Regions from separate parts of the Homo sapiens genome. Here region 2 is linked to region 1. The links are chromatin loops, found by intact Hi-C in ENCODE. Cell type or tissue: ascending aorta. All regions are shown on one strand. Links, peaks and the distances in the headings refer to the core of each region. The heading gives the core; the rest is flanking DNA.

Region 1 (15,724 bases), core at 7,970-10,469:
AGAATAGGGTGTTAAAAAATGTTCAGTAATATAGAAAGAGCTGTAATATTCCTTGCACATTATGCTCTGTCGCACCTGAGAAATGCTCATGTTAATGTTTTTCCCTCTGCCGGATCCTTTTCCTTATGCCTCTTTTTGCTCATTAATTCCTATAAATGCCTACATTCTTTAAACCCAATTCAGTTACCATATCATCCACGAAGGCTTCCCTGATGTCCACAGTGGGTGGACTTCCCTCCATTGTGTCCCTAACATGAGGACTTATGTCTTTTTCCATCACATCATGAGCTCTGGACCCTCAGGGACCATATGCCTAGTTAAGTGCCCTTCACAGGGTTCTGCCAACAAGAGAGGAATTTTAAACTTTATTGCATGTTGTTTAATGACATTTATGTTTTAAATAGCTCTTAAGGATTATTTTTGAAGCTGTGCAAATATTGCTCATCACATGATAGAGGCATTTGGAATATAAATATGACTTAAAATATACTGAGCACCAATCATAAAAGATATAGAAGCTAAAGAAAATACCACAAGCCTCCTCATGATTTGTTTTTCCCTTTGAGAATTATTCTCTGTGAAATTTAGTAAGCTAAGAGCTCTGTTTGTTTTTTCCTAAGCTGTGTTTATGAAATGCTGTGTTTAACAGATATTTTTCTAAGTTTGATAAATTCTGTACAAGTTCATGAATTTACACGCAAAACATTTGGCCCTCATTTCATTTCAGTCTTCTTCTAATCAACTTAAATGTACCATCAGCCTCCATCTCACATATTTCAATATTCATTCCACTCCTTCAACCACCTCTTCCCCTCAAATAACCTTCAGAGAAATAGCAATTATTTGAGAAAATGAAATCAAGTAAATAAGCTGTATTAAACTAGAAACCAAGTAGCCAGCCGTATTAAAGATATCCAAGGTTTGTATGTCTGGGTGAAACAACAATAAATATTTATTTTGATGCTTCTTTTTATGAGCATTTCAAGGCCCAGCTGTGGTATTAATGGCTTATCAAGCAAACCTATGCATTAAGAGAAACTGTTTTCATTTAGATAAATGGAAGCAGAGGCAAAGGAAAATGATGCAAGGCTCACCTTGTGAAAGTCACAAATTAGATACAAAGCACTGCCACAGGCAAATTTGAATTCAATAGAATAAAGCTAGCAGCCATGAACATCAGGTAATAGGCTTATCAAATGAGGTTTGTATTTTTTATAATGTACATTTTATGGGGACCAGTGTAAAACCAGTAGGCAGAATAAAATATAATTTTAAATATAATATAATAAAATATAATATATATTTTATATAATATATATTTTAAATATAATAAAATATAATTTTAAAAGAAAAATTCAATGAGCGATTCTTTTTCTAAGTTGAAAAACAACCTGTCTCAAATTTGCACCAAATGAAAGGCCCAGAGAAGTTTGTAAATGAGCTCCCTCACCTCCTAAAACCTTATGATTCTACCCACAGAATCTCATCTTCTACTCCCACGTACCATACCAGCCTCCAAGCCTGCCTCAAGACAGGAATATTTGGCATAAAGTACAGTATTAAAAAAAATAAAGGAATAAAGGATGAAAAACCTGGGTCAGCACTTATGATACAAAACCACATAGATTCAGTTTAAAAAAATACTTATCGTTTTGGTCATGAACATCATTTTATAAGTGCATTTATCCAACATTTATTCAATACTCATTATGTGCCAGTGTCTATTAACTCATTTAATCTTCCCAAATTTCTGAAAAACAATAGACCATGTCCTTTAAAACAAAATTCATTTATATTAAAATATAAATACTACATGCAATAAAGGTCTTATGTTGAGCCATATGTTGAACCAAAGTCTTATGTTGAAATGTTGAAACTTAAAATTGGGCTCGTCCCCTACATCAGGATCTCTGTTTCCTTTGAACTTCTGCCGAAATTGTTAACCTATAGAAGTGCACGTGTTTTCCTTGCTTTATTTGCAAGCTTGCATTGCTGTTATTCTAGAGTAATTAGCAGCACACACCAGGATTCCTCTCTTTCATTGCTGTCACCATCTTCCAACGGCTAACAGACTCTTAGTTTCTAATCCTCCATGGATCAGATTAATTTAAAATAAAATCCTAATGAGATAGGAACCTAGCATACAGTCATAAATCATCTTTTATGTATCACCACTCTGTTGGAAGCTTTACAGGGTAGAAATATGACAAATGTGTATGTTGTAAGGTTGACATATTTATAAACCGAGAATCCTAAAATATTGTGACATATGCAAAAGTGGAATTATGTACAGACTAGGAAAGTACATGGCAGGAATGGAGCCTGTTGGCAGAGTAATGCTTCACAGAAGCCTAGGAGCTGAGTTTTTAAGGATTAGTAAGAGTCAGTGAAGGAAAAAGTGCCAGAAAGGAGAGAAAATAGGTAGAGAAAATTAAGAATTATGAAGGATCAGCATGTGCAAACACATGAAGGCATGAAACTGCCTGGTGGAGCCGGGAAATTGCACGTAGGTTGTTATTACTGGAGCATCAAGTAAATAGGTGGAGAAATGTACTCATTAGTGTAATTGTTGCTACTATCATAAATACATCCTCAAATTTCAGTGACTTAACAGAACACAAATTTATTTCTTATTCATGTAAAAGACCAGTGGTAGTGTTCCTGACTGGTGAGTGCCAGTCTTCTACACCATGTAGTGACTCAAGGATCCAGATTTCTTCCACTTTGTGGTTCCGTTATTCTCTAAGACTTTGTCTCCCTGGTATTCAGCTGGCAAAAGAGGAGAGCGGGGGTGAGGAGAAGGCTCTTCTGTTTAAACTCTATTAGCACAGGAGCAACACATCTCACTTCTGTTGATAGTCCACCGGCAAGAACTAGTCACATCGACCATTCTTAAATGCAAGAAAAGTCAGGAAACGTAGACCCTAACTGACAGTAACTTTTCAATAACCACTTATATTATGGAAGGGAGGAGCACCAAGTTTAAGGATCAGCTAGCTGTCTCAGCCATGGGGAACTACTTATTCCTTTACTCATGCTGACTTCTCACTAATCAGTTTAACTAAAGTCTGAAATTAGGGCTGAGGAAGTGAATGGAACTCTTGGCTGATAGAGGGAGCATGGATAGTAGAAAGATCGTTATCCTTTCCACCCTTCCTGAAGCTCCTGATTTTTCCAGAGCAAGTATGGGTCCATCAAAGAAATGATGGCTTGAGAAGGTACACAAATGCGGCCTCTTGGAGAGGGGAGATATGGCTATTGGGGGAACAAGGTTAGGATGTCTGAATAAATTGAGTCCTCATTTAGTTAAGCCTTCGAATAGTTAATGTTCATTTTACTATTTCACTGATAGAGATCTCATGTTATTTTGTTTAGGATCAGTGTTTATTGTGAAATCATCTGTTCCACAATGATGACTTCAGGAATTTTAGACTGTAAAGCAAATGTTTAAACTTTCAGATTATGTGAAAACTTTCAATTATTTATGCATTGACTTACTTGTTTATTTAACAGTAGTTTCTAAGCACTTATATGCCAGGTGCTTGAAGAGAAACAAAGCTGTAAGCATATCTCTGGGTGGTTGGGTGGGATTTAGAAGAGTAGTTCTCAACATTTTTTTGATACCAACACTTCTAAGGATTGACACATATTCGCAGTGGAATTAATTTTCAACCTGCAAGATGTGCTGTTCGCTCCCATCCACCCTTGCCACGGGGATCAATGCCAAACCTCCAGTGAGGATCCTCTATATTTGCAACTTGACAAAGTACTATAAGTGATACAATATGATGTTCTTTGGCAGGTCATGTCTCCATCTTGTGTCCCACTGATAATTACTGATTCTGACATTCAGCTACCACCTCAATAAGGCTGAATGCATTCCACATGAGTAAGCCAGAGATTTCAGTAGATAGAATACAGGGGCTCTAGAAAGGAGAAAATGCAATAGGATATATTCAGAGTGTTGTAAGAGAGACAGCCATATCTCATTAAAAAATTGTTTTAAAAATATCATATACTGATTCTAGCTAAACCATCCAACTGTGTAGTAGCTACCTAATTACTAACGGTAGATTTTTGACAGGTATATCTATGTGGACATTTTTGTACCTGAAATCAAGAAGAAAAAAAAGATAATCATATGTGAATTCAAGATAAAAAAATACAAGGAGAAAGTTTCGGAACTTAATGTTTTTATGCAGTTTGACAATGTTAACGTGCTTGAGCTACTGTTGAATAAAAAGGCTGAATTACAATAGGTGTTGAAAGTGTTCAATGAAATAAATCCTGTTGAGTCTCAGGTCCTTTGAAGTGTGTATTATGCAATCACTAAGAACCGTTTGCTTGAAATCAAGTACTTGCCCTGCTTGTACTTTGCTATATACAATTTCACATTAGTTAGACGAATTAATAACCATTACAATTTCCAACTTCATTAGAGGTGGGGATTCTGTCTTGAATTTCTGTAGAAGGAAATAATTTGCTGCTATTGTGGATAGGTATCAATTGTCAACTCTAGTTCCATAGACCTGGTATAGTTGTTTTTTTTTTTTGTACCTTCTGTCAGTTTGAGGTCAGTTTCTTCTTATGAATGAGAAGCCGCCTTTGCCCTTCAAGAAAATGAAATAAAGCCAGAATAACCTTCCTGCTTCCCCTGCCTGCCTTCCCAGTCTAGTATTTCAGCATCTGAAGAGTTTATTTTTGGATGTCATTAAATATAGCTAGTGATCCTTTAAATGAAATGGATTAAATGGCAAATGGCTTAGCATCTTCTACCCTTCAGTCTAGTCACCTGAAAAAATTCACAATTCAAAATATGATTTATAACATAACCCTTCTTCATCTCTATTTCTATTATTTCTTGGGAAAAAAGTTTCCTTGCTGATAATGTTGAAGTGTATGCTGACGTTACTACCTTTCATCAATATCTTCTTATGGTAGTAAAGTGGCTACTTTTTAGTTTTCTCACCTGTTGTTTGGAATTTTCCATGGCTTCAAAGATTTTACAGGGGAAGAAAAAAACCATAATTTCCCCAAGACATATTTTGCCAATGGAGAGTTTTCTCCCTTTAGGAATTTTCATATGTGTATGATATTTTGAGCCATTTGTTTGTTAATTCTCACAATTTCTTACAAGTAGTCCTGTCTTCCAAAGCTAAAAATATACTGCAGCTACATATCCTAAGTGATAATGCATATATATACATATATATACTATATGCTATCATATCGTATACACATATATCTGATAAAATGATTTGAACACATTAATTATTAACAACTTTAATTTTTTTAAACTGAAGAACATTATCTCAAACACATCTTTTCTTTTGACAGTACAAAACTGAGGTCTTTTCTTGAATAATGAGATTCTGAATTGATTGGACACATGAGCAGGTATAGACCCAAATGTCATTGAGGGGAAATTTGGGTAAAATACAAGAAAAGTTTTCACTTTTAAGAGAACTGGTTTCTAATCTAATTTATTAGATTCAACAAATGCATATTGAGCACCATCTATAAGTCTAGGTGAGTATGAGAAGTGAAATTAAACATTAAAATATCTCTGGGCTCCTAGTCCCTCGGAAGTGACAATTTAGCAGCCACAAAAAGAATAAAATATCTGGGAATAGAGCTAAATAGGTAGGTGAAAGATCTCCATGGCACGAATTATAAAACACTGCTGAAAGAAAGTAGAGATGACACAAACAAATGGAAAAGCATTTCATGCTCATGGATAGGAAGAATCAATATTGTTATAAGGCCATTCTGCCCAAAGCAATTTGCAAATTCTATACTATTCCTAAAAAACTACCAATGTCATTTTTCACAGAATTAGAAAAAAAATTCTAAAATTCATATCAAACCAAAAAAGAGCCAAGTAGCCAAAGCAATCTAACCAAACAGAACAACACCAGAGGAATCACACTACCTCACCTCAAACTATACTACAAGGCTACAGTAACTAAAACAGCATGGTACTGGTACAAAAAACAGACACATAGACCAATGGAACAGGTTAGAGGACCCAGAAATAAAGCCACATACCTACAACCATCTGATCTTTGAGAAAATTCATAATAAGCAGTGGGGAAATAACATGCTATTCAATAAATGGTTCTGAGATAACTGGCTAGGCATATGCAGAAGATTGAAACTGGGCCCCTTCCTTTCACCATATACAAAAATCAGCTAGTAGTGGGTTAAAGACTTAAATCTAAGACTTAAAACTATAAAAGCCCTAGAAAACAACCTAGGAAATACCATTTTGGACACAGGCCTTGACAAATACTTCATGACAAGAAGTCTTCAGAAGCAATTGCCAACAAAAACAAAACTAGACAAATTAATTATTTGTCTATTTAGAAACCTAAATTGTTTGTCTATTTAGAAACCTAAAACTAAAGCATACTGTGCAGCAAGGGAAACTAACAACAGAGTAAACAGACAACCTACAGAATGGGAGAAAATATTTGCAAATTCTGCATCTGACAAGTTCTAATATGCAGAATCTATAAGAAATCTAAACAAATCAAAAAGCCAAAAACCCCAAACAGCCCATTAAAAAACGGGCAAAGAACATGAGCAGACAATTCTCAAAAGAAGACACATATGTGGCCAACAACCACATAAAAGAATGCTCGGCTGGGGTTGGTGGCTCAGGCCTGGCATGGTGGCTCACACCTGTAATCCCAGCACTTTGGGAGGCTGAGGTGGGAAGATCATGAGGTCAAGAGATTGAGACCATCCTGGCCAATATGGTGAAACCCCATCTCTGCTAAAAATACAAAAATTAGCTGGGCATGATGGTGCACACCTGTAGTCCCAGCTATTCAGGAGGCTGAGGCAGGAGAATTGCTTGAACCTGGGAGACGGAGGTTGCAGTGAGCTGAGACTGTACCACTGCACTCCAGCCTGTGACAGAGTGAGACTCCATCTCAAAAAAAAAAAAAAAAATGCTCAACATCACTAATCATGAAAGAAATGCAATCAAAACCACCGTGAGATACCACCTCACACCAGTCAGAACTGTTATTATTAAAAATTCAAAAAACAACAGATGCTGGCGAGGTTCCAGAAAAAAGGGACTCCTTATACGCTGTTAGTGAGGGTGTAAATTAGTTCAGCCACTGTGGAAAGCAGTTTGGAAATTTCTCAAAGGAAAAACAGAACTACCATTTGTCCCAGCAAACTCATTACTGGGTAAATATTAAAAAGAAAACAAATTATTCTACCAGAAAGTCACATGCATTTGCATGTTTATCACACCCCTATTCATAATAACAAAGACATGGAATCAATATAGGTGCCCATCAACAGCAGACTGGATAAAGAAAATATGGTACGTATACACAATGGAATACTATGCAGCCATAAAAAGGATGACATTTTGTTCTTTGCAGCAACGTGGATGCAGCTGGAGACCATTAACTCAAGGGAATTAATGTAGAAACAGAAAACCAAATACCACATGTTCTCACTTATAAGTGGGAGCTTAACATTACGTATACATGGCAACAGTGGACACCGGGGCCTCTTTGACAGGGGAGGGTGGTAGGAGGTTGAGGGTTGAAAAACTATCTATTACTGGGTACTATGCCCAGTAGGTGGATGATGAAATAATTTGCACACCAAATCTTTGCAACGTGCAATTTACCCACGTAGCAAATGTGCACATGTACCCCCAAATCTACAATAAAATTTGACAAAAAAAAGAAGCGACAATTCAGAATTGGACTTAATTATGGGCTTCCCATAAATTATATTAAGACGTCAGAATCTAATGGTTACAACCCTTTTCCTTCACTAGCTTCTCTCCTATTGCCAGGCTATTTCAATAGCTTAGGATATGTAGACATCAGCGCAACCCGCAGAATTAGTAATTATTCCCTCAAAGGACAAAAATGTGTAAACTGGATTTTTAGATAAACAGTTGAAGAGGTTTTTGGTGACATTTTCCTTCACAATATGATTTAAGTTAAGGGATTAAAATGGTAAAATATGCTCAGCTTATCCTTTTTCATTAACTTTTCTCAGTTATATGAAAAGATTAATGAAACAGAAGTGCAGGCACAAAATTTGTGGCATAGTTTTGTGTTATTATTAATAAAAAATGAATGGGCTGAAAATTCTACCCCTAACAATGTTTTGGAAAATATAATCTAATGGAGGTGAGGCATGTAAATACGTATAATGCACGCAATCTGCCAGAGAAGTACTGACTTATGCAAGCGTAGTATATTCTGTCTCTGCCACACACTTGCCAACAATGAGTATTATCACTTAAAACATTTTTTCTAGATCAATAAAACATAAGTTGAATTAGCACAGCTCACAAGGACAAGAGGGAGGAGGGCTAGCAGGTGCCAATAAATGCTCACAGGCTCTGATGGGAGGAGCATACAAATATTAACGCATTTGGATAGAAATCTTATGATATGAATCAAAAGACTTAAAATACTGTTTGAACCTCCAATGACACTCCTAAGAACTTATTGTAAGGAGAAAAACAAATCAGAAGAACATGCAAAGATAAATGTATACAAATGGCTATTCATCATAAGGCTTTTGTAATAGTGAAAAATTCTCCAAAACAGGGAATTATTTAACCAAAGGTAATGAATCAAATGAAAGGTAATCGAAATTAGTTAAGTAGGCTGCGTGTGGGACAAAAGAGATGGTGGCAAGTAGGAGGTGAGGCAAACTGTGCAGGCAGGTCTAGCAGGTGATTGCTACCTGGAGATGTTGCTAGAGTTTTTGATTCATCGAAAGATACTGCAAGCCCATTTTTTGTAAGGTAATTTGTCAAGTTTTAAAATTATGTGTAGGAAAAACCAGATGCATTTGTGGGCTCTGAGACATGGGCTGCCAGTATACAACATTAAAAAAAAATAAATCATATGAATAGTTATAGTGGAACAAAATGCCATTACTAAAAGTGATGCTATAGTTGTGTGTTTGTTGATGTTTCAAAATGGAATACGTAATATGCTCCCAATTTTTGAAAATAATGCTAACATATATTGTTGTATTTGTACCCAAAAGGAAGAGACTTGCGTTATATTCACTAAAATATTAATCATGACTAGCTCTGGGTGAGGATTTCAGGGACATTTTGATTTTGTATTTTCTAATTTTTCCACTTTAAGCATATATCACATAATAAAGTTTAATTAAAATAGCAAAATATATTTGATTTTTACAATGGAGAATGTGACAGGAGATCAGAATTAGAAGAACCTGCAGGTAGCAATGAATTTGACAGAAAATTAGAAATGCACTAAAACTGTTGCAGAAAAATATTAATGCATTCGAAAGCCAATTTGACAAATATGTTATATATTAGTAGCAGGACTATTTTCCAAAAGCATACCAGAGTTACAAAGACAAATAAGACAAGAGTCTCTTCCCTCTAGGAGTCCACAGTCTAATGAGGATCTCCCAGTGTTACCTTTTAATTATAGAACATAGGAATGTAATCATGAAATAAAATGAGGACAAAAGAACAATGAAAATTAGAAATGGGAAAATCTGTAATTTTGTTTTTGTGGCCTGGTTTAGAATGTCAGGATGGTAAGTCTCAGAAATCAATATCATTATGGAATTATACTTGATTGAAACCAGGAAAATGGCAAAACATAATTTATAACTATTTTAAAATACAGAAGAAAAATTGAATACCAATAATCTTGTAAGAAAATTTTACACAAAAATGTTACAAATGATTATGGAATTTATTTTCTTGGGATTCCCAACATACTTAGATAATAAATGCCATGTTCCAAATACAATGGTTATTCTTTTTGCCAGTGGCAAATTCTATATAAAGCACTGTGTCTTGGACAAAAATCCAAGAGAGTTATTTACCAAAAATGCTCTCATCATTAAAAGGGGTTAAAAGAGTCACAGGCCCCAAAGATAACACATTTCAGAAGACATTTTTGTATTTTTTTTGCCAAAATAGAAAATATTGAAGAGATAAAAAAATTCAGCTAAAATTTTAATTTGTGCTTTATCAAAGCATCTTGTAGAACCTCACAAGAAGCATTAAAGATTATTAAAATATATAAATAGAGCAGTTGCTTGTAAAATGAAACATGAATTGATGTGATAAAACGTACAAATTGCATATTATAAAATGGTGGTGGGGCACGCTAGGCATAAAGGACGCAATAAAACTGAGGGAACTGGCTGACCAGAAAGCGCATATGTAAATAAGTTGTATATGCAATTCACTATAAATAGAGATGTTAGGTAATGATCCTAGAAACTAAATTCAAAAGGAATGCTCTGTCTGTAGCCACATGCTGCAAAACATTTAACAAGAAAAAATCTCTGGGTCTTGGTACAGTGGCACATCAAAGTTTCTGCATAGGTTTTCGTAGCAGTAAGGCCCCTGAAGAATTCCAAGAGACGTTAATAAAAGCATCAAGTTTAAGTAGAGGGAATTATGAACAACATTTTAACAAATGTCACTGGGATTACATATACAAAGTCAAGAAATGTGTGTTTGTCCACTTCACAAGTAGATAGAAGATAAAGCTTAGAAAAAGAGTGCAGTATCATAATGGTAAGCATTTAAGACTTACTGAAAATAGAAACAGAGATAAAAAAAGAGCACCAGTCACAATCAAGACACAAAGAAAAAGTTTAGGTCATAAATCTGTACTTGCTAGGGATACCTCTTTTTAGAAATCACCTTTGCAAAACTTTCATAATTTTTATAAATACTCTTTATTCAATGTTTTTATTATACTAATTTGAACATTGCACTTTCTCCAAAGAAAGCTAAACTGGTCCTATGTAAAGAGATTCTTAAACCTTTCTTCTTAAAGACTATACCTGGTGGTGCTGAATGTATATGTTTATCATCCAGTTGACTGATGTTCCCATTAACTTCCTTATATGATCCAAGTTTCTGGGCACGTTGGACTTGCAGTAGTAAGTCAGCCTCAGCTTTAGCCCACTGGGCAGAGGCCTGGGTGAGAGCATTTGCTGAAACCGCATCAGACTTCAGAGCCCAAACATTTTTCTTCTTCTGACCAACCCTTTCCCCATAGGAAGTCAAATGTGTAACCCACATTTCTCAGGCCATACCATGGGGATTAGAATAGGGTACTTGCTCTGTGAGGACTCCTGGAATTTGAATTATGATACAATTTAAAATGTTCTGACTTAAAAAAATTAATGAAATCTTACTGCCATGTCAAATTGGAAATCAAGTGACATCCCTGTAGAAACTTTTCTGCCACCTCTTTCTTACAACCAAAAGGCACCTGAAGCCCTGCTTTCATGGTCTGTATTTATGCTGGAAATAGAGATCAGTAGTTTTTTTTCCTATGCTCCAAATTAAAACCCAAACCAAAAAACAACAGAATCCGGACTTGTACAATTTCATTGCTTGCAGGCCCAGCGAATTGCAAACTATACGATTTCTGTTCCTATAGCTGGTAAACAAAAATGGCTGCCAATCAGAGTCTCACATAGATGGGCACTGCTTAGGGGGAGGGGTCTAGTCAGTATCTTACTGTTCTTTTAGCTTCATAATTACCATACTTTGAAATTTTAAAAAATATCCTCTAGCAATATCATGAGCATGCACTAAGTGGTGAAGCTAGAACTAGTGCTAGACAATTCACCTGAAAGTCAATAACTTTGGAACCAAAGTTAGATGTCATAAAACACTACATAGAAGGCCAGACTACTGCTGTGACAATTTAGGAGACAGCACTCCGTAAAATATCAGAGGCAATGTTGAGAAAACAAAGCAACATTAAGCAAAAATACACTCTAAATATTGTGTATTTATGTAGATTTATGCAGGCCAGATGCATTCCCTATAGTTTTCACTTATTCCATTAGGAAAATTAATCTTGAATAATGCCAATTTGAATTATGAGGGACACTTTCAGGAATTCATGAATCCATTGCATAAAACACAACTACCTTGCAACCCCAATATTGTCAGGAATGGGTAGCTTTAACTAAAACCCTTCTTCTCCCACTGTTCCCTGATTCCTCTGCAGGCCAGGGGCAGCCTGGCAGGCTGACATTTCAGCTTCTTTGAAATATACGTGCTCCAATAACTAAGACAACACAAACCTTGGAAAACCCACAGCACCTAAATATCTGCCTGCAGCTCTACTTGTTTCACTACTATGTGGGTGTCATGCAAACAAGCTTAGATCAATTTTTATAATGACAGAAGATTATTACAAATAATCAATATACTTAATTGTACATGTTTAGAGACTTTCTTTTTCTTCAGTTTGAATTATCTTCCCAGAACTTTTGTTTTTTGTTTGGTCATTCATATAGATGACTGTTGAAAAGCCTGGATATTCTTGTTATAAATTCTATGCTTCTTGCGGTGAGGGGCCTTATCTATTATATTAACATCCTGTTTATTAGATTGTGCCTGATTGGTGCTTGATAAACATATGTCAAAGTGATGGACAATATGAAATCAGTTTTGTGGTCTTGTTTAGCTGCCTCAACAACCTTCATAACATTTTGTCTACAGTAAAATATGTCTGAGCTCCCAAGAACTCAGTTACGAATGCATTGTTGGAACTTATTCTGTTGATTTAAATTAAGAATGGTTTATAAACAATAAATTGAGAACCACTACTACAAATTATTTGTGTTTACCATTTAACTGCAGCAAACAAAAAATGCCATATCTCTTAGGCAGCAGATCCTTTTTGAAATTCAAGTTATGACAACTGTGTTTTAACTTCTTCATCTTCAAGAAATGAATCCATTCTTTCCAGCTGTAATCATCTTGGCCAAGAGACCTCAGCATTTTTTTTTCTGCAAAGGCCCATGATTCATCATAAAAAAATCAGAAACTGGCCAAAATAAATGGTACAAATATTCGTCAGGGAAAACAGCTATGTAACTAATTGTAGATTCAATTTTTCAATTGGTGTTCTTTCTATAAATTGTGTCCTTCCAAAAATTACCCCCAACCAAAAAAAAACCCACTTTTCACTTAAGACATTTTGTTCATGATATCTTGTATCTTTAATAAAAATGCACATGTATTCACATCAATGCTGAATGACTAATACCCAGAGTCTACGAAATTGCGCCTCTAAAAGGACATATGTATCACTGTCATCCTGTTTCTTGTCCTCACATTGGCTTAGAAAGATAAATACATCTGATGATTATTGTACTGCTTAATGACTTTCTAGGTTCATAAGAAATTTCATAGATTAGGTAAAAAAATTGAATACTAAGTCAAGATCTTCTAGTTTTAACAAAAGAAGACTAAAGATGAAGGGCAATTTGCAAGCTGGTGAATGTTTGTGGCTCATAAATTTAACCCCCAAATTGTCGTGTTGTTTTTTTCTTTTCTTTCTTTCTTTCTTTTTGCATAGAAAACCCATATAGAACTTAACAAATTTACAAAAAGACCTCATATATAGAGTGTGAGCTAACATGGAAGATGTTAATAGTGCCGTTAGGCAGTGTGATTTCTATCATTATCAGCCATTATTCTAAGAATAGTAAGTGGCAGATAAAGAGCTCTGACTAAATTTCCATCTTTTTTTGTAGTCAGCATGTAAAATGCATATACTTTGCTTCTAAATTGTCACCCCTTTCTTACAAATTGCTCATTATATTTGCTTAGACTTGTAAAATGGAAACTATTTTATTTAAAGGAAATAAAGGCAGGAAACATTGAATAAGGTACCTGTGACTGTTTTTAGATGTGTATTTTAAAACCTTTAGCAGTGGTCCTGGACTTTGACTGAGTCAATAGAAAGTAGAAATTCTCCTGGCAATTAAAGAAAAGAAGAAAAGAAAGAAGGAAAAGAGGAAAACAAGAAAACAAAAAGTTGAACTGTGACTAATGAGACCTGGAAAGGAGCTCTGTTTTTTTTTTTTTTTTTTTTTTAATTAAAAGTAATTTTGAAAGCCTCACTTGAAATACAAAAAATTAGCCGGGCGTGGTGCCAGGCGCCTGTAATCCCAGCTACTCGGGAGGCTGAGGCAGGAGAATGGCATGAACCTGGGACCTGGGAGGCGGGGCTTGCAGTGAGCAGAGATCGCACCACTGCACTCCAGCCTGGGTGACAGAGCGAGACTCCGTCTCAAGAACAAAAAAAAAAAAAAAAGGAAAGAAAGAGGTCTCAATGAACCAGATTAGGAAGGCTTTGAAATCAGGTGTAAGTGGCTTACTTTGTTTAGGAGTTTTGCTGGTTCACATACAGTGATTTTATGTGCATATATGTGTGAATATCATACCATATATAAAGTTGACATGCCACATTCAAAGATTAAAATGCAGACAGAATATACTAGAATTTTGGTCCTCTTCTGAGGACCAGAAGAAAGAAAAGGAAGCAAAAAAAAAAAAAAAAAAAAAAAAAAAAAAAGGATAGGGATTGTATTGTTCTCTTTAGAAGAGAATGTGGCAATATTAATTTAGTTCCAGGATAATATATTAGTCTTTGACATTTAGCTTTTGTTCTTCTTGTGGAGATGTTTCTTACATGCCTTATGTTGCAACAATGGTTTGATGTCTGAAAGGCCGAAGACAGCTTTTTCAGTTGTGTTGAATTTGAATTCGTGTTAAATTTTCCTTAATGCAAAATTCAAACAGTTCATACTTCGTTAATGCCCAGTAGGTAGAATGTAAACACATATATTGTACAATGGGAATGGCTGTGTGTAGCAATAACCGACATACTACCAGACCTTCAAATGAATTTTGAAGCATCATCATAAAAGGATTAAATGTTGTTTCATAGAGTAAAATGTATTTTGACTGGAATTGAATTGTATAAAATTTTCTAGTATGTATATAATAGGTATGAAATCACTCAACTAATCAAAAAATTATCTCCTGCCATTTTGAATGCATTAGAATTTACTGCATCATATTATAATCTTTAAAATGCCATTTTAAAGCAAAATGTTTCATGAATGGGTAAACTTTCATAATATAGAGGGCATTATTATAAACATTATTGTAAATTTTTATTTACTAGAAGTACCACAGAAGAATAGTTGATATCCACCATTTCAAGCCAGCACACTAAAGCATTACATCCATAGTGTGTGCAGTTTCTAATATATGCTTTTTAATCATTCTTTTTGCTTCCTCAAGCAAAAACAACAACTTACACTCATTGGCATTAAATGACAGAAATCACAGTTAGTAATTCTGGTTGGAGTCTTTTGTTAATACCTCATATTTATCAAAAAATTCCCTGTTCTATGTTATAATGTATACTGCAGTTGAAAAACACAAATGGTACCAGAGAGCATACGGTTTTTTAATTTCCTTAAAAATAAAAAGCTAGGGAATTAAATGCTTGCTAATGAAGTGTTACATTTCTTAGTTTCTCCAACTCATTTTAATTGAAAAAAATCCCTTAAAGTGTCTCCCATTTTCCTATTCTCAGAAGAGAAATAAGAATGATCTATAAAAGAACATGCAGTACAATGACTAAAAAACTGAAACAAAAACGGCATTCTTTAGAAAAAAATCTTGCATTCCTTTTGTGTATGTGAGAAGTGGCGCAGAGTTCAGATGTTCAAGGATTCATTCTTAACAGATTTTTCAAACATTCAGATAGATATTTCAGTGGAATAATCTCAGTAGTTTATGCGGGTGATAAATGAACATTTTAGGCTCACCTGACCCCAGGCAACACTGAGCTAAATTACCTTTTCTCCAAATGGAGCCCTCTATACATCTCTCTCTTCC
Region 2 (15,724 bases), core at 5,782-8,281, 70 kb after region 1:
TATCTTAGATCTAGAATAATTACCATTACAATGTTGTAAATATTTATCTTGGTTTGAAATTTAGCTTCATATTGATAACTCATTTTATTTAAATTTTTAAAATATGATTTATTTTGTTCATTTTGAAAAAAGTCACTAATTCTATTACAAAGAAGTAAAAGACAAAATCTTAATAAATGAAAAATTTAGTTTTGGAAAAAAACCTTAAAAATGTAGTTTTATTATTTTTAAGTGCATGTAGTAATCTCAATAGTAACAAAAAATGGATTAAAACTTGCAGTCTTTCAGGCAACTATTTAATAAGGAGATACAAATAATTCAACTGCTTTTTTGTAAGTAGGTTCTACGAAACTGACAAATATTTTTCCTTCCTAAGTAGTTTATAGTTACTTAAAATTTTGTTTTTTACCCTTTCATTTAGCAAAGTGATAGTTTTATAGCATAAAAATAAACTTTAAAACAAGTCTAATCTTATAAACAGTGAGAAATCTGACCTTTACAAATGATATTTCTGCAAAAAGAAAAAGAATGGAATTTAATGGTATAAATCTACAACTTTATATATATATATATTTTATATATTATATATACAACATTTTATATATTATATATATATACACATAACTATATATAGCAACACATTCTATCTGTTGCCATTAAGTTGGTATATCAGTAAAGATTATTAAAAGAGTTTAACCCCAACAAGTTCTGACAATAGTATAATCATTCAATAAATACCCACTGTGGTGGACTGAGTTATTGGCCTCAATTCTTTCCTCATCTCGGAGTCCATGTTCTTTTTTTTATAGCTTTTTGGTGTCCCTTCACTTGAACTCTGGGCTCAGCAATGTTACTTCCTTTGGCCAATAGAGTGTTAGAAGAATTCATATAGCAGGTGGTTGAACGGAACATCCTAATTTTCATTCTTTGGCCATTGCTATAAGAAAACACTAAGCTAGTCTTACGGAGGATGAAACATATGGAATAGAGCCAACCCATAGATAAGTAAGTAAGCTAGCTAGACTTCAGACACATGATTGGGCATAGACAAGGCCAACCTAGATCAGCTGGAAACCAGCCAGCCCTCAGATGAATAAGTGAGCTATTTAAGATCAGCAGAGCCATCTAATTATTGCCTCTGATGTATGAGCAATAAGTTCTTGTTTTATGTCACTGAGGTTTCTTGCTGCTTGTTATGCAGCATTATTGTGGTGATAGGTAACTGATATATACCCATTAAGTGAAGAAATCTTATTTGAATTATCTCATTGTTTCACACATATACATTTATTGACTTCCTAAATAGAATAGAGGGAACTTGAGGTCAAGATGTCTGCTTCTTGATATCTTACAGCTCATCATGCCTTAATCATCCTACTCCATGCTCTGGTGAATTTTCAGCATAACTGTCAAACTTTTAAATATGTTTATTTCAAACACTTCAAATGTATTAATTATTATTATTATTATTTTGAGATGGGGTCTTGCACTGTTGCCCGGGCTGGAGTGCAATAGTGCTATCTTGGCTCACTGCAACCTCTGTCTCCCAGGTTCACGCGATTCTCCTGCCTCAGTCTCCGGAGTAGCTGGGATTATAGGTGCACACCACCATACGCCACTAATTTTTTTATTTTTAGTAGAGATGGGGTTTCGCTATGTTGGCCAGACTGACCTCGAACTCCTGACCTCTTGATCCACCGGCCTCAGCCTCACAAAGTGCTGGGATTACAGGCCTGAGCCACCGTGCCTGGCCCAAATTTATTAAATGTTATCTGTTTCTAAGTTTCTATCTGGAGCTATGGGTTCTTACTGCTTCATTGTATCTTTTTGAATAACTGTTTTCAATGAAAAATGAAATGGTATCTTAACATTTCCATCTATTCAACAGAAATAAATTGCTTTAAAATTATTCAAGTAAGCACCTTTACAACTGAAACTGGATTGATACAGGAAATATATTATGCCCACACAAGCACACAGCGCATATGTATGTAAATAAGGGCACCTGTATGTGTGTATACACACACACACAAATGTTAAACTGAACTTATATGTTTTTGCTTTCAAAAAAATTGCCACTTTTATCATTTAAATTATTTTATATGAATCTTTCAACCGACAGACAAAATTGACCTTTGGTGAGGAAATCTAACCTTTTATTTTCTTTATTTTCCCCCTCAATTCCAAATATGAAGTCTCAAAATTATATTAATATAGATTTTGCATTTAATATGCAATAAAACAACTTGGTAAGCATTAAATGGTAACAGTGATAAGCTTTTAATGTAGTTAAATATGGCAAAACAAATCAATACGTGGTTCTTAATTGATTTTGATTGTATTGTGTAGACAATCTCATTGGATTACATGCTCATTATGGAAAAGAAAGCAAAATCAAAATAAACAAACCAGTCCTCCAGCATTTCTAGCTGTCCTATCCACCTGCATGCATCTTCTTGTGTGAATATTAAAGGAAATTAATTTTGCACGATTGATATTAATTTATGTCATTTTCTTAAGAAGTTGTTCAGTTATCCTGAAATGTAGAAATAATTGGAAACAGTTCTAATGTAGATCAACTAATTATAAAAGACTAATCATGAAAGACTTGTGTTTTCAAAATTATGATTCAAAGACAGGTAGTTCAGTACACTAAGACTGTTGAAACACATTTTATAACTGTGCCATATACAGCCATATTTATATTTCCCCTTCATATATTTTGTATAACATAAAAAGTGTAAGCATCAAGCAGGAAGGGAAATTTTAAGATATTAGTTCAAAATAATGTAGTAACTTTGTTGGGCTCTAAGACATATTTTCATTCCAAATAAAAGAGTTTTTCTTCCCCTGAAAAAACAGAAATACAATCAACAAATACTATCTGACTAATTTGATATCAGTGATTCTCAGAAGTACATAAGACAACATTTCATTGCAGCAAAAGTGAAATTATAAAAAAATTAGAAATTACCTGAGTCATTTTTTAATTCATGATATTTATGCTAAAATATCGAGTAGGTTGATTATTGTTAGGTCAGTTTCCCTACTGCAGAGCCTGAATTGAGGATTCCTTGCAAATGATTTTTTTTTTTTGAGGGAATGTTCTCAGAAGGAAACTGTTAGGAAATGACAGAAGCCAAATAAGGTAGGTGGAAAACCTAGGAAAGGATATGCTTTTAACAGAAGTCTAGACTCATCCTGATCCCATGTGGAGCTCTAGAGAGTTTGAATGGCTCCTAGGAGTTGTTCCACTGAGACAAATTATATTTTGTACTTCTGTGTTGGTCAATTATTGGCTAAGGGCCGCCTCTCTACTCCCTACAGGCACCCCTGAGTGGGTAGGAGCTTCCATAACCACAAACACAGACATCTCTGGGAGAGGTGTCTTCCTCTTGTTCTAGCCAAAACTCACAGCAGCTGGGGAACGATTAATCTGGCAGGTAAAGATTCTGGGAAGGGCATTAATTGTATCTACTGCAGTTGTAATGTTGGTCCAAACACTTGGTCAAATAAATTATTTTCTACATTTTAATGTTTATTTAGCCCTCTCCATTTCTCATATTTCTTACTGCTTGACACATTTTTCTATTATGTTTGTTTTGTTTGTGTTTTGTTTGTGTTGTTATTGTTTCTGTAGAGATGGAATCTCACTGTTGCCTGGGGTGGTTTTGAACTCCTCGCCTCAAGGGATTCTTCCCGCCATGACCTCTCAAAGTGTTGGGATTACAGGTGTGAGCCACCACACCTGGCCTGTATTATCTGTTTATTATTGTTTCAAACGGGTTCTTATCTCTTTTAGAAGATGTCTACATCTTGAGATAAGTATAACATGTTTTTAAATATTCAGTTCAATACAATATTTAGTTCTTGATTCAATAGCCATCTACTATAGTTTAATGCAAAGTAAATTTAAGCTTTACCAATGACATTCATTAGTTTATCAAAGACATATGATGAGAGAATCCTTAGTTGTTTCTAAGAAAACTTTTTTTTAGTCTAGCTTTATCTGTGAGATCAGAAGTTCTCTTAAAAGAAGCAATTTGGAATAAGTGCAGAGGTGATTTTTTTTTTTTTTTTTTTTTTTTTTACAGAGGATACATACAGGGCTATATTTGCTAGGCAAACTGGCATATTGTGTAACTTATCATTTTTTAAATCCTTATGTAACAAATCAATTATTTGAAAACTACTGTGAAGTGGTGGTCACTCTGAAATTTTATGAAAACAAACATTCTTCGTAAAACTTTTTTCCTTTTCCTAATTTATATTCATTCTAGAATATTTAGAAAAACAGTCTGTTCTTTAGAGCTTGGATACTGTCAGCAAAAATGAACTTTATCTGGACAGCTTTATTGGTTCATTTCCTTCTGTGGATGTATTTGGAACCCCTGAAAGTATCAAAGTGGTATTAAATTCTCCATATTTAATTAAATGGTTGTGTGAAGTCCCACTATCATCTGATGACTCAAATTCACAATGTCAACGCTGGGAGTTGGGCCCATTGGGCCTTCTGATAAAAGCTCAGAACAAAGTTATGCTTGCATTCATCACTGTTAAACACTCACGTTTCCTTCCTACCTTCCTTCTTAATTTCTGTGTAAGAAAAAGAAACTTTAGCCAAGAAAGGGGGAAAATAATGCATTTCGATAGAATTGTACAATTTCCTGATGAATTCAATTATAAAATAATGAGTCATATTTTATGGATAAAAATCTGATGACATTACAAAATCAAATATCTCCAGACTGTTGGATGGTAACTCAAATACTTCATGATGAATTCTGCTTTAACACCAAAAGAAAGCCTCACTGTGCTGCTGCTGGGAGAGCCAGCACTGCACCCCAGCCCCTGCTATGGGATGTCATTGTCAGGTGTGGGGACCAGGAACAGTGTTTCCTAGCCTGCCTGGTTGACTGATGGAATGGGAAAAGGGGCCTTATCAAGGCTCCTAGGATGGGTTTCTTGACACTTTAATGCATATCTTTTTGCCCCATGGATAGGAATCTCATTGCTCTGAAGAAAAATACAGTTTCATTACTATTGCATACACATATTTTATTGCCAAGCAACCATTAGGAATTCAAAGCCCATGTTCTGCTACATTTATTTTGCTCATTGTGCATTCACTCTCACCTTCAAGTACTGTGGGGAGACTTTGTCTAATCACATTTCATTTACGATGAAAGTGAAAATAAGCAGCATTGGGCACACAGCAATTCACCATGTAAAGCTTTTTGTCGTCTGGCAGTTACAGATGAACTTTGTTGGCATGTGACAAAAAAATGCATGAAGTTTCTGAGATAATCTAAATTTAATTTTATAAATATTGTGCACATTACCCTGAATGCAAATTAACTTAATTTTTGTAAAATAAAATTAATAATTTCTCTTTCTGATATTTGTGTGTTTGACTATTTGGAAATTTGTTCTTTAGGGATGGCCATGAAAATGAGTTTGAGATGAAATTCAAACCAAGGTCTTTAACAATGCAGCAATTCCATGGCTTAGCAGTTCCTGTTTTGGAGGATGGGGTCTCTCTCTATTGACCAGGCTGGACTACAGTGGCACAATCATAGCTCATTGCGGCCTTGAACTCATAAGCTCAAGTGATTCTCCTACTTCATCTTCCCAAATAGCTGGGACTACAGGCATTCACCACCACTCCCAGCTAATTTGTAAAAATGTATTTTTAGAGATGGAGACCAACTCTTTAGCTCAGACTGGTGGTCTCTAACTCCTGGCATCAAGCAATTCTCTTGCCTCAGCTTCCTGAGTAGTCCCTTATTTTGACTGTCAATTCAAAAACCTGTAAACTTTTCAAGATAAGGGCCAGATCTTTTTTTTCCTTTGTCTTTACTCTGTAATCTAGCATTTTGTTAGCTATATTCACATGAGTTTTTGGTTGAACTGCACTGATTTTGGGAGAAATGTGCTTTCTCACTATATTATAGCATTTACATACTTGGAACTTTGGAATAACTTGGTTGACATGTGTTGTGTTCAAAGTCAGAGCCTAAAGGGCCAAAAAGTTCAAACACTCTTGTTAAAGCTGATGGAAGGTGTGCTGATTATAAATACACCCTCTACCATAGTGGTTCCTGGCAAGGCACTCAGACTATGGCATTTTGTAACAAGTGACTTTTTCTGATATATTAATTTATATTAGCATATTGATGTTGATAATTTATATTAATGTTAATATATTAATATATATTAGTTATGGTGGCTCCTCTCTCAGTCTCATAACTTATATATAGATGCAGAAATGGAAATGCCACCTGATGTGTAAACACCAACATACAAACTTTAAATGGCATTGAATTAAAACACTTCAAAGAAACTTTTTGAAAACTGATGTGGATTATAGTTAGCAGTTCTTGCCAACACAGAGTTTTATTGCAATTGCAGAAAAGACTGGCAATTTTCATAACACCAGTCAAATAAAGAATTAGAAGTCAAGTCATGAATTTAATTTTGTCCTCCTGAGGTTAACATATCATTTTGTTGATCAGTTCCTGACATTTTGGCATTTCTACACTCCTTTTGTAGAAAGAAAAGGAAATAATGAATAGCTTAATTCCTAGATATTATCTCTCTTAAACAAAACAGATTTTAATGCATTTTTTTTTTCAAATGCATGTCCCAACCAGTTACTTCTGAGGAGTAAGAACACATTCTACATCTCTGGAAATTCTACTAAAACCAGTAGGTTACCAGTTTGAGAATACAGTCTTTTATTAACATAAGCTAGTTGGCCTAGCAATAGTTTCTTAAGTAATATTTGTTTTTATTGAAATTGAAGTTGGTCTTCAACATTTAAATTTTTTATATAACAGTTTTTTTCATGACTTTAGCTATCATAGTAACAACACATTTGAATGAATGATAAACTTTAAGACATCAGACCTTTCGATTTAAGAACATTTGCTATTTTGATTATGTTAAGTGGTGATATCAGAGTTTGACCTGGAAATTATGAATGCATAATTGTGTGATTGGATCAGTTTAAAATTAGTACAAACCTTTTGAAGTTAGAGAAGAGTTCCTCCGGTAGGCTAGGATGATAGCTGCCAAAGGAATTGAATCAAAATAATGAGTTATATGCTCATGTTCTGGTTAGGAGTTTACTCAGTCCCTCTGTGCTGGTGGTTGTTGATGATGTTTTATCCTTGGCTGGTGATGGTGTTTTATTCTTGGCTTGGCACACTGGACTTTAACTGTAGAGGTCTGTGCAATCATAACATGACCCATTTATTTAGCTATTCACAAACTCTGAGCACTTTTTTCCTTTCAGATGTGTTTTACTTGGTCTCTATTTTGAGGTCATATATTGGGCTCAGTTTTTTTTTTTTTTAGGCTATTTCACAACAATTATAGATTCACAGGAAGAGGCAAAAATGTACAGGGAGGTCCCATGTATTTTTCACTCAATTTCCTTCAATTATAATAACATATTGCACAACTATAGTATAATACCAAAACCAGTAAATTAACATGGCTTATAACCCACAGAGCTTATTCAGGTTTCATCAGTTTGACATGCACCCATTTGTGTGTGTGTGTGGTTCTATGCAATTTTATCACTTGTGTAGATTTGTGCAAACACTATGACAATCAAAATACAGAGATGTTCCATCACCACAAGGCTGTCTCATGCCACTTTATAAGTACACCCATCCCCATTTTCTCCACCCCTAACATTTGGCAACCACAAATCCAGTCTAAGTTTCCATAATTATGTTATTCCAAGAACAATATAAATAGAATCATACAGAATGTAATTTTGTGAAATTGGCTTTTCCATTCAGTGTAATTCTCTTGAGATAAATCCAAGTTGTTGGTGTATCAATAGTATTTTTTTTTTTTTTGAGACCAGCTTGAGCATCATAGGGAGACCACATCTCTACTAAAAATAATAATAATAAAAATTAGCCAGGCATGGTGTTACATGCTGTAGTTCCAGCAACTCTGGAGGCTGAGGTGGGAGGATCCCTTGAGCCTAGGAGGTTGAGACTGCAGCAGTGGGCTACGATCATGCCACTTCATTCCAGCATGGACAAGAGAGTGAGATCTTATCTTTTAAAAATAGAAAAAAACAGTTTGTTCCTTTTCATTGTCGAGTAGCAATACATGTTATGAATGTACCATAATCTGTTTGGCCATTAACTCATTGAAGGATATCTGGGTTGTTTCCAGTTTTGGGCTATTACAAATAGAGCTGCTATGAACATTTACATATAGTTTTTTGTATGAACATTAATTTCCATTTTTGTGGCATAAATATTTGATAACACAATCGCTAGGTTATACAGTAAATTCATGTGTAGTTTTGGAAAATCTTCCAAACCATTTTTTGGAATGGCTCTACCATTTTACATTTCTACAAGCAATGTATAAGTTATCTAGTTTCTCTGCATCCTCACTTATATTTGGTATTGTTATATTTTTTTTATTTTAGCCATTCTGAAGTTGTATAGTGATATCTCATTGTGGCTTAAATTTGCACTACCTTAATGGCTACTGATGTTGAACATCTTTTTTGCACTTATTTTCTATCTGTATATCCTCTTTCGTGAAGTGTCTTTTGCCTATTTTATAATTGAATTGTTGATTTTTAAAAAAATATTGAGTTTTGAAAGTTCTTTATGTATTCTGGTTACAAGTCCTTTGTCAGATAGGTTAGCTCTCAGTTTATAGCTTCTTTTTTTAATTTAATTTAATTTTATTATTATTATACTTTAAGTTTTAGGGTACATGTGCACAATGTGCAGATTAGTTACATATGTATACATGTGCCATCTTGGTGTGCTGCACCCATTAACTCGTCATTTAGCATTAGGTATATCTCCTAATGCTATCCCTCCCCCCTCCCCCCACCCCACCACAGTCCCCAGAGTGTGATGTTCCCCTTCCTGTGTCCATGCGTTCTCATTGTTCAGTTCCCACCTATGAGTGGGAATATGCGGTGTTTGGTTTTTTGTTCTTGCAGTAGTTTACTGAGAATGATGATTTCCAGTTTCATCCATGTCCCTACAAAGGACATGAACTCATCATTTTTTATGGCTGCATAGTATTCCATGGTGTATATGTGCCACATTTTCTTAATCCAGTCTATCATTATTGGACATTTGGGTTGGTTCCAAGTCTTTGCTATTGTGAATAGTGCCGCAATAAACATACGTGTGCATGTGTCTTTATGGCAGCATGATTTATAGTCCTTTGGGTATATACCCAGTAATGAGATGGCTGGGTCAAATGGTATTTCTAGTTCTAGATCCCTGAGGAATCGCCACACTGACTTCCACAAGGGTTGAACTAGTTTACAGTCCCACCAACAGTGTAAAAGTGTTCCTATTTCTCCACATCCTCTCCAGCACCTGTTGTTTCCTGACTTTTTAATGATTGCCATTCTAACTGGTGTGAGATGGTATCTCACTGTGGTTTTGATTTGCATTTCTCTGATGGCCAATGATGGTGAGCATTTTTTCATGTGTTTTTTGGCTGCATAAATGTCTTCTTTTGAGAAGTATCTGTTCATGTCCTTCGCCCACTTTTTGATGGGGTTGTTTGTTTTTTTCTTGTAAATTTGTTTGAGTTCATTGTAGATTCTGGATATTAGCCCTTTGTCAGCTGAGTAGGTTGTGAAAATTTTCTCCCATTTTGTAGGTTGCCTGTTCACTCTGATGGTAGTTTCTTTTGCTGTGCAGAAGCTCTTTAGTTTAATTAGATCCCATTTGTCAATTTTGGCTTTTGTTGCCATTGCTTTTGGTGTTTTAGACATGAAGTCCTTGCCCATGCCTATGTCCTGAATGGTAATGCCTAGGTTTTCTTCTAGCTTCTTTTATGTGTCTTCTTAACATAGTCTTTCACAGAGCACTGTCTTTAGTTTGATGAACTATAGTTTATTAATTTTTCCTCTTATGATCCTGTTTTTGGTGTCAAGTCTAAGAATTTTGCCTACTCTTCATATCTGAAGATTTTGTCCTTTGTTTTCTTCTAAAAGCTTTAGAGTTTCAAATTTACATTTAAGGTCATGATCTATTTTTTTTTTTTTTTTATATAAGGTGTGAGGTTTAGGTCAAGGTACTTTGTGGTTTTTTGTTTATTTGTTTTATTTATTTTTGTTTTGTTTTGCTTATGCATATCTAATTTCTCCAGCACCAATTGCTGAAAAGATAACAATGCCTTCATTGAATTGGTTTTTAGTTTTGTCAAAAACCACTTGGGCATATTTGTGTGAACTATTTCTAGCTTTTCTATTCTGTTCCACTAATCTATTCCTCAGCAAATATCAGGCTTGAGTCCTATGGCTCTATAGTCAGCCTCAATGTTGAGTAGAGTGATTCCTTGTAATTTATTGTTTTTTTAAATGGTTTTAGCTAATGTAAGCCCTTTACCCTTTCATATATATTCTAGAATAAGATTAACTATGTTTATGAAAACCTTTGCTAGGAGTTTGATAGGAATTACATTAAACCTATAGCTCAATTTCAGGAGAATGAACACCTTTTCTATGTTGTGTCTTCCAATCCATGTACACAATGTCTCTCTATGTAGGTCTTTGATTTTTTTTCAACAGCATTTTGTATTCAGCATGCAGATACTGTATATGTTTTGTTGGTTTCTACCTAAGTATTTAATTTTCTTTGAAGTTAATATAAATGACACTGTGTTTTTAATTTTGATTTCCATGTGTTTGTTGTTGGCATATAGAGATCAGATTCATAGTTTGTGTTGCTCTTGTACTCTACAACCTTGACCAATTAACTTTATAGTTCTAGGAAGTTTTTCTTAGTAGATTCCTTGAGATTTCCTATGTGAAAAATCATGTTGTCTGCAAATAGGATAAGCTTAGTTTTGGAGCTTACATACCTAGTGCTGTTTACATTTATGGCAACTATTTGTTCTTCTTGAAATGATTTTATGTGTTGTTTTCTATGACTTTGAGTGTATCAATGATTTTCTAAAATAACTCTTAGGTTGGTAGTTTTCAAAGTGTGGCTGGGCACTCTGAGGAGTCCTTGAGACATTTTCAGTTGGTCCACAGGATCAAAACTTTTCTCAAAATTATACTGAAATATTATTGGCCATTTTCACTCTTATTCTGTCATGAGCATGTGGTAGTTTCCCAGAGGCTACACTGTGTCTGTCTGGAATTGATTCCTTCCAGTGGGCTCTTGGTCTCACTGACTTCAAGAATGAAGCCACAGACCCTCACGGTGAGTGTTACAGTTCTTAAAGATGGTGTGTCCAGAGTTTGTTCCTTCAGATGTTCAGATGTGTCTGGAGTTTCCTCCTTCCGGTGGGTTCGTGGTCTCTCTTGACTTCAGGAGTGAAGCCACAGACCTTTGCAGTGAGTGTTACAGCTCTTAAAGGTGGTGTATCTGGAGTTGTTTGCTCCTCCTGGTGGATTTGTGGTCTCGCTGACTTCAGGTGTGAAGCCGTAGACCTTCACAGTGAGTGTTAGAGCTTTTAAAGGTAGTGTGGACCCAAAGAGTGAGCAGCAGCAAGATTTATTGTGAAGAGCAAAAGAGCAAATCTTCCACAGTGTGGAAGGGGACCCCAGCAGGTTGCTGCTGCTGGCTTGGGTGGCCAACTTTTATTCCCTTATTTGGCCCCACCCACGTCCTGCTGATAGATCCATTTTACAGGGTGCTGATTGGTCCATTTTTACAGAGTGTTGATTCATGCATTTACAAACCTTTAGCTAGACACAAAGTGCTGATTGGTGCATTTTTACAGAGTGCTGATTGGTGCGTTTACAAACCTTTAGCTAGACACAGAGTGCTGATTGGTGCATTTTTACAGAGTGCTGATTGGCACGTTTACAAACCTTTAGCTAGACACAGAGTGCTGATTGGTGCATTTTTACAGAGTGCTGATTGGTGCATTTACAAACCTTTAGCTAGACAGAAAAGTTCTCCAAGTCCCCACTTGACCCAGGAAGTCCAGCTGGCTTCACCTGTCAATCCCCCCTCTAAACAGGACAGCCCAACTGCTGATAGGAATTGGGGGATGACTGCTCTAGCTACTTCCTGCTGGATAGGGGTGAAGAAGGGGCCCTGCAGTTGTAGTGTCCTCCAGAGGGGAATTCTTTAGGCCAGTTAAAGGGCCAGCCCGTCGGTCCAGTGGTCCTCGGTAGAAGTTGTTAGTTGAGCTCATTTGGGGTTCCATTTGTAAGACCATCTGTAGCTTGATGGCCTTGATACTAGAGGAAACAAATTTGACAAGGAGGTTAAAAATACAGGGCCCGAAGATGAGTAATAGCAAGATGGCTGTCACAGGACCTAGAAAGGGGAGAAGCCATGTTGCCCAACTCCAGAGGTTGGTATAAGAGTTTGAAAGGCATTGTCTGATTTCAGAAGCCTTTTCCCGTAAATGCTGGGCAGCATCTCTTACTATCCCTGACTGGTTAGTGTAAAAGCAATACTTTTCCCCTAAGAAGGTGCAGAGTCCTCCTTTCTCAGCAGTGAGGAGGTCTAGGCCTCGGTGGTTTTGGAGAGTCACTGCTGCCAAAGAGTCTATTTGGGATTGTAGAGTAAGGATAGATTTCGTTATTTCTTGCAAACTGTCTGAGAAATTCTTTGAGGGTGTGTGGTAGTAGGATAATACATGCTACACTGAACTTTTGGCAAACTGCACTTTTGTTGAAAACCTTGTAAATTTGGGATTTCAATTATTCTTTGCTATTAATAAGACCTTGTTCAGTCCATATTAACTAGAATTGGTATAGATGGCTCCTTCCTGATTCTGTAAGTACTTTTAAGGTTTGGCTAAGTGCAAACAGCTCACACATTTGAGCAGAACAATTATTAGGCAATTTTCCTAACTCTGCTTCTACAAGAGTTTCCTTATCACTTACTGAATACCCATTGTGTCTTTTTCCCTTAATCACCTGAGAGGAACCATCTATCCGTCCTGTCCTGAAGTGAGTTCCTCCTAGATCTGGTAGGACCTTGGTATGGTAATTAATTAAGATTTAGATCCACTGTTAGGAAACCTGCTGGGTTAAGGATTTTTGATGGGAAGGCTGCGGGCTGTCAGTGGCCTCAGTGCTTTTGGGCTGTGCCCTTGTTTGCGCTGACAACAAGGTGGTATTGGAGTGTTATAGGGTCATGGAGAAGACCTTCAATTATCAATTATAGGTTTTAAACTTACCCTGGCTTTTAAAGGAATAGAGTATGCTGTTTTTTCTTTACTAATTCCATCTCTTTTTCTTTCTCTTTGACTCCTTTATCTCTGTCTTTCTGACTTCCTCTTTGTCTGTCTCTTCCTCTCTCTCTCCTTTCTGCTGGTCTTTCCCTGCCTCTGCCAGCTGCTTATGCTGCTGTTCTCCCCTCTCCTTCCCCTTTTTGATGGCTTCAGCAGTGTAAGACTGCCACCTCCTTGGGTTTTTGCACTGTATGCAATAATTCCATGATTTCCTTGTGATATTTAATGGGGGCTCCCCCAGAGGTTAGAAACTCTCCTTTTTTCCATATTGCAGCATGAGCGTATAAGATTAGATAAGCCTACTTGCTCTCTGTATATGCATTTATTCTTCTTCCCTTTCCTAGTTCTAAGGCTCAGGTAAATGCCACTAGTTCTGCTAACTGGGTGCTGGTCCCTGGGGGAAGAGGCTTACTTTCAAGTATGGTTACATCACTAACTATGGTTACATCACATAACCTGCCCTTCATATCCCATTCTCCACAAATGAACTTCCATCAGTATATAGGTTAAGGCCAGGATTAGCTAAGGGGACTTCTAAGAGATCATCTTGGGTGACATAAGTCTGGACTATGATTTGTTGGCAGTTATACTCGATTGGTTCCCATCCTCTGGGAGAAAAGTGGCAATGTTAAGGGCCACACACGTGCGTATTTTAAGCACCAGTCCCTCAGGGAGTAGTGCCTGGTATCTAAGCAGGCAGTTGTCTGATAGCCATAAACTTCCTTTGGCACCTAGTATGCCATTTACATCATGAGTAGTCCAGACAGTGAGATCCTTTCCTTGTATTATTTTGATAACCTCTGACACTAAGACGGCCACCACCGCAACTACCTGTAAACAGTGAGGCCAGCCTTTTGCTACTACATCAATTTCCTTACTTAGGTGTGACACTGGTTGTTGGGTTGTCCTGCAAGTCTGACTAAGGACTCCAAGAACTATCCCTGCTCTCTCTGTGATGTATAAAGAGAAGTTTTGTCCTGTGGGAAGGCTTAAAGCTGGAGCTTCTACTAGGACATGCTTTAAGGTTTTGAAGGCTATTTCTGTTCCTGGTTTCCCATTCTACTAGATGAGTATTTGCCCTCTGGGTGTCCTTGATTAGAATATAGAGGGACCTCACTATCTTGCTGTATCCAGGGATCCATAGTCGGCAAAAGCCAGTGATTCCAAGGAACCCCTGAAACTGTTTTAATGTTTTAGGGTGAGGATAAGCCCATATAGGCTGTATTCATTCCTTGCTGAGGGCATCTCTGGCTAAGATTAGGCCTAGATATTTGACCTGCTCTAGGCAAAGCTGGGTCTTTGACCTAGACACCTTGTACCCTTGATTAGCTAGTAAGTTCAAGAGATCTAGAGTAGCCTGCTGGCATGAGGCTTTTGAACTGATAGCCAAAAGTAAATCATCCACATACTGAAGGACCAGAGTGCCTGGACTGGAGAAGTGGCCTAGATCTTGGGCCAGTACCTGACCAAACAGATGAAGGCTATCCCTAAACCCTTGGGGCAAGACCGTCCGTGTAAGTTGGGACATGTGGGATCCTCAAAGGCAAAGAGAAACTGGGAGTCAGAATGCAGGGGAATACAAAAGAAGGCATCCTTGAGGTCCAGAACAGTGAACCATTCTGCTTCCTCTGGTATTTGAGACAGCAGGGTATAGGGGTTGGGTACAATTGGATATAAAGGAATTACTGCCTGCTTGATGAGTCTAAGATCTTGCACTAGTTTCCACTGACCATTTGGTTTTTGTATCCTAGAATTGGGGTGTGGCAGGGACTGCTGCATTTCCTTACTAAACCTTGAGCTTTTAAATGTTTAACAATATCCAGTAATCCTTCATGAGCTTCAGGCCTTAAGGGATATTGCCTTTGATAAGGAAAAGTGGTGGAGTCTTTTAGCCTGATTTGGACTAGGCAGGCATTTTTTGCCCTTCCAAAGTGTCCTTCCAATGCCCAGACTTCAGGGTTGATTCCCTCCTCAAGTAGGGGACAACAAATGGGTAACTTGTTCCCCATATTCATGTAGATAATAGCTCCATCTTTGGCTAATATGTCCCTCCCTAATAAGGGTGTGGGACTTTCAGGTATAACAAGAAAAGCATGTGAAAACAGCAAAGTCCCCCAATTACAATGGAGGAGGTGGGAGAAATAACTGGTTACAGGCTGTCCCAGAATTCCTTGGATGGTAATGGATCTTGAGGACAGCTGTCTGGGACAGGAGATTAACACTGAGAAAGCCCCGCCATTGTCCAGGAGGAAGTCAATTTCCTGGCCCTCAATGATTAAACATACCTGGGGCTCAGTGAGTGTGATGACATGAGCTGGCACTTGCCCCGGGCACCCTCAGTCCTGTTGTTGGATCATTTGGTTGGGGGCTTCTGGCCCAGAGAACCAGTGCACTCTGGGGCAGTGCACCTTCCAGTGATTGCCTTGGCATAGCGGGCATGGACGAGGGGGTGGCTTCTCACTGGACAATCTTTTTTAAAGTGTCCTTGTAAACCACACTAATAACAAGC

The links. A loop is a pair of places that touch in the nucleus more often than their neighbours do. Peaks named below come from ENCODE experiments on the same cell type or tissue, not always from the same donor. Only the 100,000 strongest peaks of a DNase experiment are listed, where the experiment ranks them.
Region 2: it touches region 1 in a loop (3-fold over the local background); 2 of 110 quality-filtered maps call a loop at or near these places.

What each region holds. Positions count from the first base shown.
Region 1 is chr3:148,646,261-148,661,984 of GRCh38, reverse strand. No RefSeq gene overlaps it. Among named protein-coding and RNA genes, the nearest start is that of AGTR1, 44 kb to the left of the region's middle. In ascending aorta, for the core only: no CTCF peak of the experiment used is centred there; no DNase peak of the experiment used is centred there.
Region 2 is chr3:148,573,841-148,589,564 of GRCh38, reverse strand. No RefSeq gene overlaps it. Among named protein-coding and RNA genes, the nearest start is that of AGTR1, 120 kb to the left of the region's middle. In ascending aorta, for the core only: no CTCF peak of the experiment used is centred there; a DNase peak (open chromatin) is centred at 7,184; H3K27ac peaks cover 793 bases.